Regions from separate parts of the Homo sapiens genome. Here region 1 is linked to region 2. Evidence: chromatin loops called from intact Hi-C (ENCODE). Cell type or tissue: heart left ventricle. All regions are shown on one strand. Links, peaks and the distances in the headings refer to the core of each region. The heading gives the core; the rest is flanking DNA.

Region 1 (4,389 bases), core at 142-4,141, 80 kb after region 2:
TTGGTTTTTTTCCCTTGCATTAAAGGATTGAGAAATAACGTGCCAGCAGATTTGTACAGAATGGCCTTAGGTGCATCTTTGATCAAATATAGCAAAGAAATGATGGGGCCCCTCTTCACCTTCTCTGAGGACAGGGTGTCTGCATATCATGAATGAGTGGCTAGTACTTATTTTCTTGGGCCCACATGTTGCCCTAAAAACTGGGACACTTGAAGTCTTTTTTTGCTTGCTTTTTTTTTTTTTTGAAAGAAACAAGGCTTTGCAGGCCCAGGCCTGGTGGCTCATGCCTGTAATCCTAGCACTTTGGGAGGCTAAGGTGGGCAGATCACCTGAGGCCAGGAGTTCGAGACCAACCTGGGCAACATGGTGAAACCTCATCTCTACTAAAAATAGAAAAATTAGCCAGGCATGGTGGTGCGCACCTGTAATCCCAGCTGCTCGGGAGGCTGAGACATGAGAATCGCTTCAACCTCGGAGGTTGTAGTGAACCAATATCGCACCACTGCACTCCAGCCTGGGTGACAGAGCGAGACTCTGTCTCAGAAAAAAGAAAAAAAAAAAAGAGGCAGGGCTTTGCTCTGTTGTCCAGGCTGGAGTACAGTGGTGTCATTGTGGCTTACTACAGCCTTGACCTCCTGGGCTCAAGTGATCCTCCCACCTCAGCCTCCCAAGTAGCTGGGTCTACAGCTGTTCCCCAACATGCCTGGCTAATTTTTTTTTTTTAACTTTTTGTAGAGATAGGGTCTTGCTGCCCAGGCTGGTCGCGGACTCCTGGGCTCAAGCTGTTCTCCCACCTCATTCTCCCAAATTGGTGGGATTAGAGGTGTGAACCACTGCACTAGGCCCACAGAAGTCTTTTGTTGGGCTGAGACAGTGTATTAACAGTTGAGATAGTTCAGGGGAGTGCAGGGATTGCCAGTTTCTCCCCAAGGTCAGGCAACACTAGGAGTTTGTGTCTGCCCAACTCCTTGGATCACTGGAGCTGAGTGGGGGCTGCCTCTGTAAGATGGGTCTGAGCTCTGCCCAGCCCTGCTGTCTCCCCCACTGCGAGGTTGAATGCCAGTGCATCCTCACACTCCAGGGCTAGGTGGTTCTTTCTTACATACTTCACAGTATTCATGCTTTTACCAGATGTAGGAGAATGATAGCTGAAGCTATGGTTTTTTTCACTCAGGTATGGTCCCTGTGTGGCCTCTGTAGGAACTGGAGTCTATGGTCCTCATCGTCCACACATGGACCTTGTGTTTACACACAGCCAGAGCACCCATACTCTGGTTTATGTAGACCAGGTGTCTGCAACTACAGCCTGTGGGCTAGATGCTGCCTGAAGCCTGTGTTTATAGAGTTTTATTGGCACACAGCTACAGTCATTCATTTATGTACTGTCTGTGTGTGCTTTTGCCCTACAGTGGCCAAATTGAGTATTTGCGATAGAGGCCTTATGGCCTGCAAAGCCTCAAGTATTTACTATCCTTATAGAAGCCTTTATAGGAAAAGTTTGCCGGTTCCTGGTATCATTGAAGGTATTCCAGAAGCAAATAGACAGGGCCTTTTCTACTTTCTTGTTAGCCAGCCTATGGAAGCAGGGAAATAAGAACATTTTCTCTTCTGCAGTATCCCTTAATAACCTGCAAATATTCCATGATAACACAGGTTGCAACCTGTTTCCCTAGTTATCAAACTGGTAACACACATTATACATGTAGGGGAGAAAAATCATATCTCAGAAATGATTTGCTTTCCCTTTTTAAAATGTTCCATATTTGTTATCAGATTATTTTTATGGAACAGGAAACACTTACAAGCAGCAGATAAGGAAAATATCTGATTGATAAGGAGATTAACCAGGCATCTAGCTCTCAGCAACTGCTGCTGTTTCAGGAAAGGAGAAAATCTTCTGAAAAGAGTACAGAGCAGCCAGGCAGTCCTCGGGATCCTCCTAGGGGCAGCCAGCCCCAGCCAGGAGGTGGTGGGGTTGGGAGGGGAGCACCAGGAGAAACTTAATTTTGGAGGATCAGTACCTCGGCTACTATCAGACAGAGAGGATTTGAGTTGCTGGTTAGGGAGATGTACAGTCATATTTGATTCTTCCAGCTTCTTTTTTTTTTTTGAGACAGAGTCTTGCTCTGTTACACAGGCTGGAGTGCAGTGGTGTGATCTTGGCTCACCGCAACCTCCACCTCCCGGGTTCAAGCACTTCTTCCTGCCTCAACCTCCTGAGTAGCTGGACAGGCGCCCACCTATAGTTTTAGTAGAGACGGGGTTTCGCCATGTTGGCCAGGCTGGTCTTGAACTCCTGACCTGAGGTGATCCACCTGCCTTGGCCTCCCAAAGTGCTGGGATTACAGGCGTGAGCCACTGTGCCCAGCTGATTCTTCTAGCTTCTTAACAACTCTTCCTATTGTATTATTAACTTACTGAAAAGAAGTCAGATACTGAAAATACGGCTGACTGTTATCTTTCAAAAACCACAGTAGCATCCTAGAAGACCTCACTCGGGGTAGAAATAGTTCTGAAAAAAAAGAAAAAGAAGGGAAATAGTTCTGCTTGCTTGGTATGTATAGCTTATCTTTCAACAGGAGTTCCCCGCCCTCTCTTCCCCTTCCTGCTGCTCCTCACCCATCTCCTCTTTAGCACCCCCATACCCCTACAATAAATTCGAAGCAACCATTTTCCTAGGCAGAGAGCAGACCCTCTACATTAGTGGTTCTCAGCTAGGGACAGTTTTGACCTCCAAGGGACGTTGGGCAAAGTCTGGAGACGTTTTTGGTTGTCCTAATTACGTGTGTGAGGGTGTTAGAGTATTACTGGAATCTAGCCAGGTATGCTTCTACCTGCCCTGCAATGCACAGGACGTCTCCCACAACAAATACTTTTCTGGCCCCCAGTGTCACCAGTACCAAGATTGAGAGCCTGTGCCCTGGATGCTGTCCCCTTCTGTCAGGTTTTTAGTAGTCATCTTATTTTTCAGATGTTTTTTCCCCTCTAGCTTTGTGCACTAATCTGAACTTAGTTTGCATTGCAGATAATGTTCTCTGAGGGGGTCTCTAAGTCAACACACACTCTCCTGGATTCAACGTTGTCTTATGAGGGCTATAGGGAAGAGAGAGTGTGCTGGGAGACCCAGGTTTGAGTCTTTGCTCTGGGCTCCAAGGTCAGATAAATATCTTTAACCAAGTAACCAAGTTTTTCTACACATCAAGTAAGACTAGTATGGGTTGAGTATTCCTTATTCATCTTGGGACCAGAAGTGTTTTTTTTTATTTTTTAATTTGGAATATTTGCATATACATAGTGAGATATCTCGGGGATGGGACCCAAGCCTAAACACATAGATATATATTTTTTTGAGATGATGTCTCGCTCTTTCGCTCAGGCTGGAGTGCAGTGGTGTAATCTTGGCTCACTGCAACCTGAGTTGAAGCGATTCTCCTGCCTCAGCCTCCTGAGTAGCAGGCATGTGCCACCATGCCCAGCTAATTTTTATATTTTTTGTAGAGATGGAGTTTCACCATGTTGCCTAGGCTGGTCTGGAACTCCTGATCTCAGGTGATCCACCCACCTCGGCCTCCCAAAGTGCTGACATTACAGGCGTGCCACCACGCCTGGCCTAAACATAAAATTCATTTATGTTTCATACATACTGTATTAGTTTGTTTGTTCTCATGCTGCTAATGAAGACATACCCGAGACTGGGTAATGTATAAAGGAAAGCAGTTTAATTGACTCACAGTTCAGCATGGCTGGGGAGGCCTCAGGAAACTTACAATCAAGGTGGGGAGGGGAAGCAAACACGTCCTTCACATGGCTGCTTCGAGGAGAAGTGCAGAGCAAAGAGGAGGAAAAGCTCCTTATAAAACCATCAGATCTTGTGAGAACTTACTATCACCAGAACATCATGGAGGTAACTACTTCCATGATTCAATTACCTCCCACTGGGTCCCTCCCATGACACATGGGGATTATGGGAATTACAATTCAAGATGAGATTTGGGTGGGGACACAGCCAAACCATATCACATACCTTATACACATAGCCTGAAGGTAATTTTATACAATATTTTAAATAATATATGTGACTCATCACAAGAGATCACTTGTGGCTTCATGTTAGTGCTCAAAAACTTAAGGATTTTGGAGCATTTTTGATTTCTGATTTTCTCATTAGGGAGTGCTCTTAGTACCTTTCTGGGTGGTTGTCAGGATAAAATGAAGATGGTGTGTGCAATGGCATGCTGAAAATGTAACATGAAAAAAATATTGTAGCAGTGATATTCCCTGGAAACCAAGTAGAGCTCTATCTTAAAAGTTGGTCTGACACAGGGAAATAACTGGGCTAAAGAATTATGCAGCTGGGAGCAGTGGCCAACACCTGTAATCCCAGCACTT
Region 2 (4,389 bases), core at 146-4,145:
ATCTTAGCACTTTGGGAGGCCAAGATAGGAGGATCCCTTGAGCCCAGGAGGTCGACACCAGCCTGGGCAACATAGAGAGACCCCATCTCTCTCTTTTTTGGGGGTGAGGGGGACGGAGTCTTGCTCTGTCACCCAGGCTGGGGTGCAGTGGTATGATCTTGGCTCACTGCGACCTTCGCTTCCTGGGTTCAAGTGATTCTCATGCCTCAGCCTCCCAAGTAGCTGGGATTACAGGCCACCATGCCCAGCTAATTTTTGTATTTTTAGTAGAGAGGGGGTTTCACCATGTTGGCCAGGCTGGTCTCCAACTCCTGACCTCTACCTCCCAAAGTGGTGGGATTACAGCATGAGCCACCACGCCCAGCACCATATTTATTTTTATTTTTTTTCTTTCTTTGAGACAGTTTCATTCTTGTCGCCCAGGCTGGAGTGCAATGGCACAATCTCGGCTTGCTGGAACCTCAGCCTCTCAGGTTCAAGCAATTCTCCTGCCTCAGCCCCCCAAGGAGCTGGGACTACAGGCGCGTGCCACCATGCCCAGCAAATTAGTAGAGATGGGGTTTCACCACGTTGGCCAGGCTGGTCTCAAACTCCTGACCTCAGGTAATACACCCCACTAGGCTTCCCAAAGTGCTGGGATTACAGGCGTGAGTCACTGTGCCTGGCCCTTATTTTTTTAATTTAAAAAAAAAAAAAGGCCGGGCGCAGTGGCTCACGCCTGTAATCCCAGCACTTTGGGGGGCCAAGGCAGGCGGATCACAAGGTCAGGAGATCGAAACCATCCTGGCTAACATGGTGAAACCCCGTCTCTACTAAAAATACAAAAAACTAGCCGGGCGTGGTGGCGGGCACCTGTAATACCAGCTACTCGGGAGGCTGAGGCAGGAGAATGGCGTGAACCCAGGAGGCGGAGCTTGCAGTGAGCCAAGATGGCGCCACTGCACTCCAGCCAGGGCAACAGAGCGGGAGACTCCGTCTCAAAAAAAAAAAAAAAAGAACTCAAACATGTTAGAGAAACACACCCACGCCCCGGGGGCTTTGCTCTTACCATTCTCTCTGCCTGGAACACTTCTTCACCAGATACCTGCTCTTTCTCCTCACTCCGGGTTTTGCTTAAGTGTCATCTCAATGACATCTCTTTATTAAGTGTCATCTATTTTCCATGTGTTCTACCTATTGATGTATTCATTCATTCACTGTTCTAGGGCAGGAGGCATCCGTGAAGGCAAAGATTCTGTCTGTTCTGCTGATTTCGGTGGTCCCAGCACCCAGAATAGTACTGCACGCAAAAGCTTATCTGTTGAATGAATAATGTGTGAACGAATGCACTAGGTTATGAATCGGGCACCGGCATTCAGGGAGCACGCCGGACTCTCATCACAACACTATAGCTTTAGTACTGAAAATTCCTCCGCCGGGCGCGCTGGCTCATACCTGTGATCCCAGCACTTTAGGAGACCAAGGTGGGTGGATCACCTGAGGTCAGGAGTTTGAGACCAGCCTGGCCAAACGTGGCGAAACCCCGTCTCCACTAAAAATACAAAAATTAGCTGGTGCACGCCTGTAATCCCAGCAACTCAGGAGGCTGAGGCAGGAGAATCACTTGAACCCGGGAGGCAGAGGTTACAGTGAGCCGAGATCACGACATTGCACTCCAGCCTTGGCGACAAAAGTGAAACACCGTCTGAAAGAAAAAAAAAAAAAAAGAAAGAAAATTCCTCAGCAGAAGTCTTTGGGAAGGTCAAAGGTGAAACTCCGAATTGTTCTCAGCTGTGCTTTAACCATTCCAGCCCCCTGAGAGCCCCAGGGCTCGGTCCGCCGCCCTTCCTTTACATTCCTGAGCTCTGAAGTCCCCACCTCCTTTCAGCACCCTGAGTTCTTTCCTAGGATGGAATGGACTGAATAATATTTTCCATGTTAGTGATGGGGTCCAAGAATGTCCATGACGCATGAGACCAGAGCTCCCAGCCCGGAGAATGGAACGCTGCTCTCTCTGGAGCCACCAGGGGGCGCCATTTCTCCACGGAGTTTCGCGAAGGCCGCGCCGCAAGAAGCTGCTCTCCCAGCAGGAGGCGAGGCTCTTTGCCTGTTGCAGGGTTGGGTATGTCGGCAGGATTTGGAAGTGCTCAAGCAGGTGGTGGGAGAGCTTGCTTTGATGCTCCCAAAGAAAGTGTTGCCCAGGTTCTCTCCTGCTTGTAATTAGACCTGTGTTCCACCCCAGACTTTGGCTGCAGCTGCGTGACCCTGGACAATTCACTGTGAATGTTGCAGCCGTGGTAACCTCATCCATAAGAACACTGGGACCCCATGGGATTGTGTGTGGACACAGTGAGATGAAAGCTTGCAGGCACCAACCATTGCTCTGAAATGGGAGCCAGTGATGGGATCAGAGGTTGTTAATTATACTAGTAATCAACTGAGCCCTGGTTCTCAAAGCCTGTTCCCTGGATCAGCAGCAGCACCTGCTAAATTCTGATGGCGTTTGATAGAAATGCAAATTCTCAGCCCCACTTCCCCCAAAGTCCTTGATTGAATTTATTAATCTGCCGGGTGTGATGGCTCACGCCTGTAATCCCAGCACTTTGGGAGGCCGAGGCGGATGGATCACCTGAGGTTAGGAGTTCAAGACTAACCTGGCTAATGTGGTGAAACCCCCGTCTCTACTAAAAATACAAAAATTAGCTGGGCGTGGTGGCACCTGTAATACAAAAATTAGCTGGGCGTGGTGGCGGGCCCCTGTAATCTCAGCTACTTAGGAGGCTGAGGCAGGAGAATCGCTTGAACCAGGGAGGCTAAAGTTGCAGTGAGCCGAGATCATGCCATTGCACTCCAGCCTAGGCAATAAGAGTGAAACTCTGTCAAAAAAAAAAAAAAAAAAAAAAAAGAGTTTCTTAATCAAAAGGCCTGAGAATTTCAAGAAATGCAGATTCTCAAATCTTTCAACTGAGAAACTTGGTGGGGGTGAGTCCCTCAATCAGTGTTTAGCAAGCTGCCCACGTGCTTCTGATGCCTGCTCAAGTCTGCTTAGAGCAGTAGGGACTTCTCCTGTAGGGGTTTGGAACACAATACCCCAAATTACAGCACTTTGGCAAACTGAGCATTTGAAGCTGAAGGAATTTGAGGAAACCATAGAAGCAGGAAGGTCACTCTCTGACCTTCTCCTGCCTTCCTCTTCTGCAGTGGGCCACTCAAGGTTTCTCTGACCTGCCTCTCCTGAAAGTAGGCCCCAAGCCCCTCATTCCAGAGGGGGTCCGGTCCTGTCCGTGGAGACCATGAAGACTAAACTCACAGGCCTTGCTAAGTTCCCACTGTGTACATCATTGGATCAAACCCTTTTGTCCTCCTGTGACACTGCTGCTTGACTGTCCATAAAAACACAGGTGCCCTGGGTCACGGTTCTTCACTTTGGAAGACTCCTGAGTCACTCAAAACTTGGGTTAAATAAATTTGTCATGCTTATCTCTTGTTAATCTGTCTTTAGGGGTGTTAGCCATGAACCTTGTGATGGGTGAGGAAAAGGTACTTTTTCTTCCCTACAGCCCTAAATCATAGTTAGTTAGGAGTGGAGCTGAAATTGAAAAAAATTAAAAAATTAGATTTACTGCCTGCAAAGCTACAACCCAGGATATGGTGTGCGTGTATATCCCATTAGTGATGGACATGCCAAAATGCCTCCCCTCCCCCTGCTTTTTTTTTTTTTTTTGAGACGGAGTCTCACTCTGTTGCCCAGGCTGTAGTGCAGTTGTGCCATCTCAGCTCACTGCAACCTCCTCCTCCCGGGTTCAAGCGATTCTGCCTCAACCTCCCAGGTAGCTGGGATTACAGGCGTTTGCCACTGTGCCGGGCCAAAATGCCTCTTTTTGTTCTAGTTTAAACTTGTAGTTTTCTAGAACAGTGGCGCTCAACCGTGGCTACACATTAGAATCAGCTGGGGCTCTTTAAAAACTATATCAACCTGGGTGCGGTGGCTCACACCTATAATCCCAGCATTTTGGGAGGCCGAGGCGGGTGGATCACTTGAGGTTGGGAGTTTGTGACCAGCCTGGCCAACATGGTGAAACCCCGTCTCTACTAAAAATGCAATAAAATTAGCCGGACATGGTGGCAGGTGCTTATAATCCTAGCTACTTGGGAAGCTGAGGGAGGAGAATTGCTTGAACCTTTGAGGCGGAGGTTGCAGTGAGCGCAGATCGCACCATTGCATTCCAGCCTGGGTGACAGAGCGAGACTACAACTCAAAGAAACAAAAAAAAAAAACAACAAAAATCAAATGCTTGGTCGTCTCCCCAGACCAATTAATCCACAATTTCTGGAAGACCCTGTGCTTTTATAAATTTTTTTTTTTTTTTTTTGAGATGGAGTCTTGCTCTGTCGCCCAGGCTGGAGTGC

The links. A loop is a pair of places that touch in the nucleus more often than their neighbours do. Peaks named below come from ENCODE experiments on the same cell type or tissue, not always from the same donor. Only the 100,000 strongest peaks of a DNase experiment are listed, where the experiment ranks them.
Region 1: it touches region 2 in a loop (3-fold over the local background); 28 of 110 quality-filtered maps call a loop at or near these places.

Annotation. Positions count from the first base shown.
Region 1 is chr20:47,301,417-47,305,805 of GRCh38, reverse strand. The region is part of intron 3 of ZMYND8 (zinc finger MYND-type containing 8); the gene reads left to right. Among named protein-coding and RNA genes, the nearest start is that of ZMYND8, 53 kb to the left of the region's middle. In heart left ventricle, for the core only: a CTCF peak has its summit at 2,002 (motif pointing right); no DNase peak of the experiment used is centred there; H3K27ac peaks cover 1,257 bases.
Region 2 is chr20:47,381,836-47,386,224 of GRCh38, reverse strand. It overlaps LINC01754 (long intergenic non-protein coding RNA 1754), which reads left to right. Exons shown (of 3, transcript NR_146496.1): 3 at 1,206-3,459. Among named protein-coding and RNA genes, the nearest start is that of ZMYND8, 27 kb to the right of the region's middle. RefSeq lists an enhancer at 1,978-2,830. In heart left ventricle, for the core only: CTCF peaks have their summits at 1,819 and 2,029 (motif pointing right); DNase peaks (open chromatin) are centred at 1,404 and 2,024; H3K4me3 peaks cover 542 bases; H3K27ac peaks cover 1,255 bases.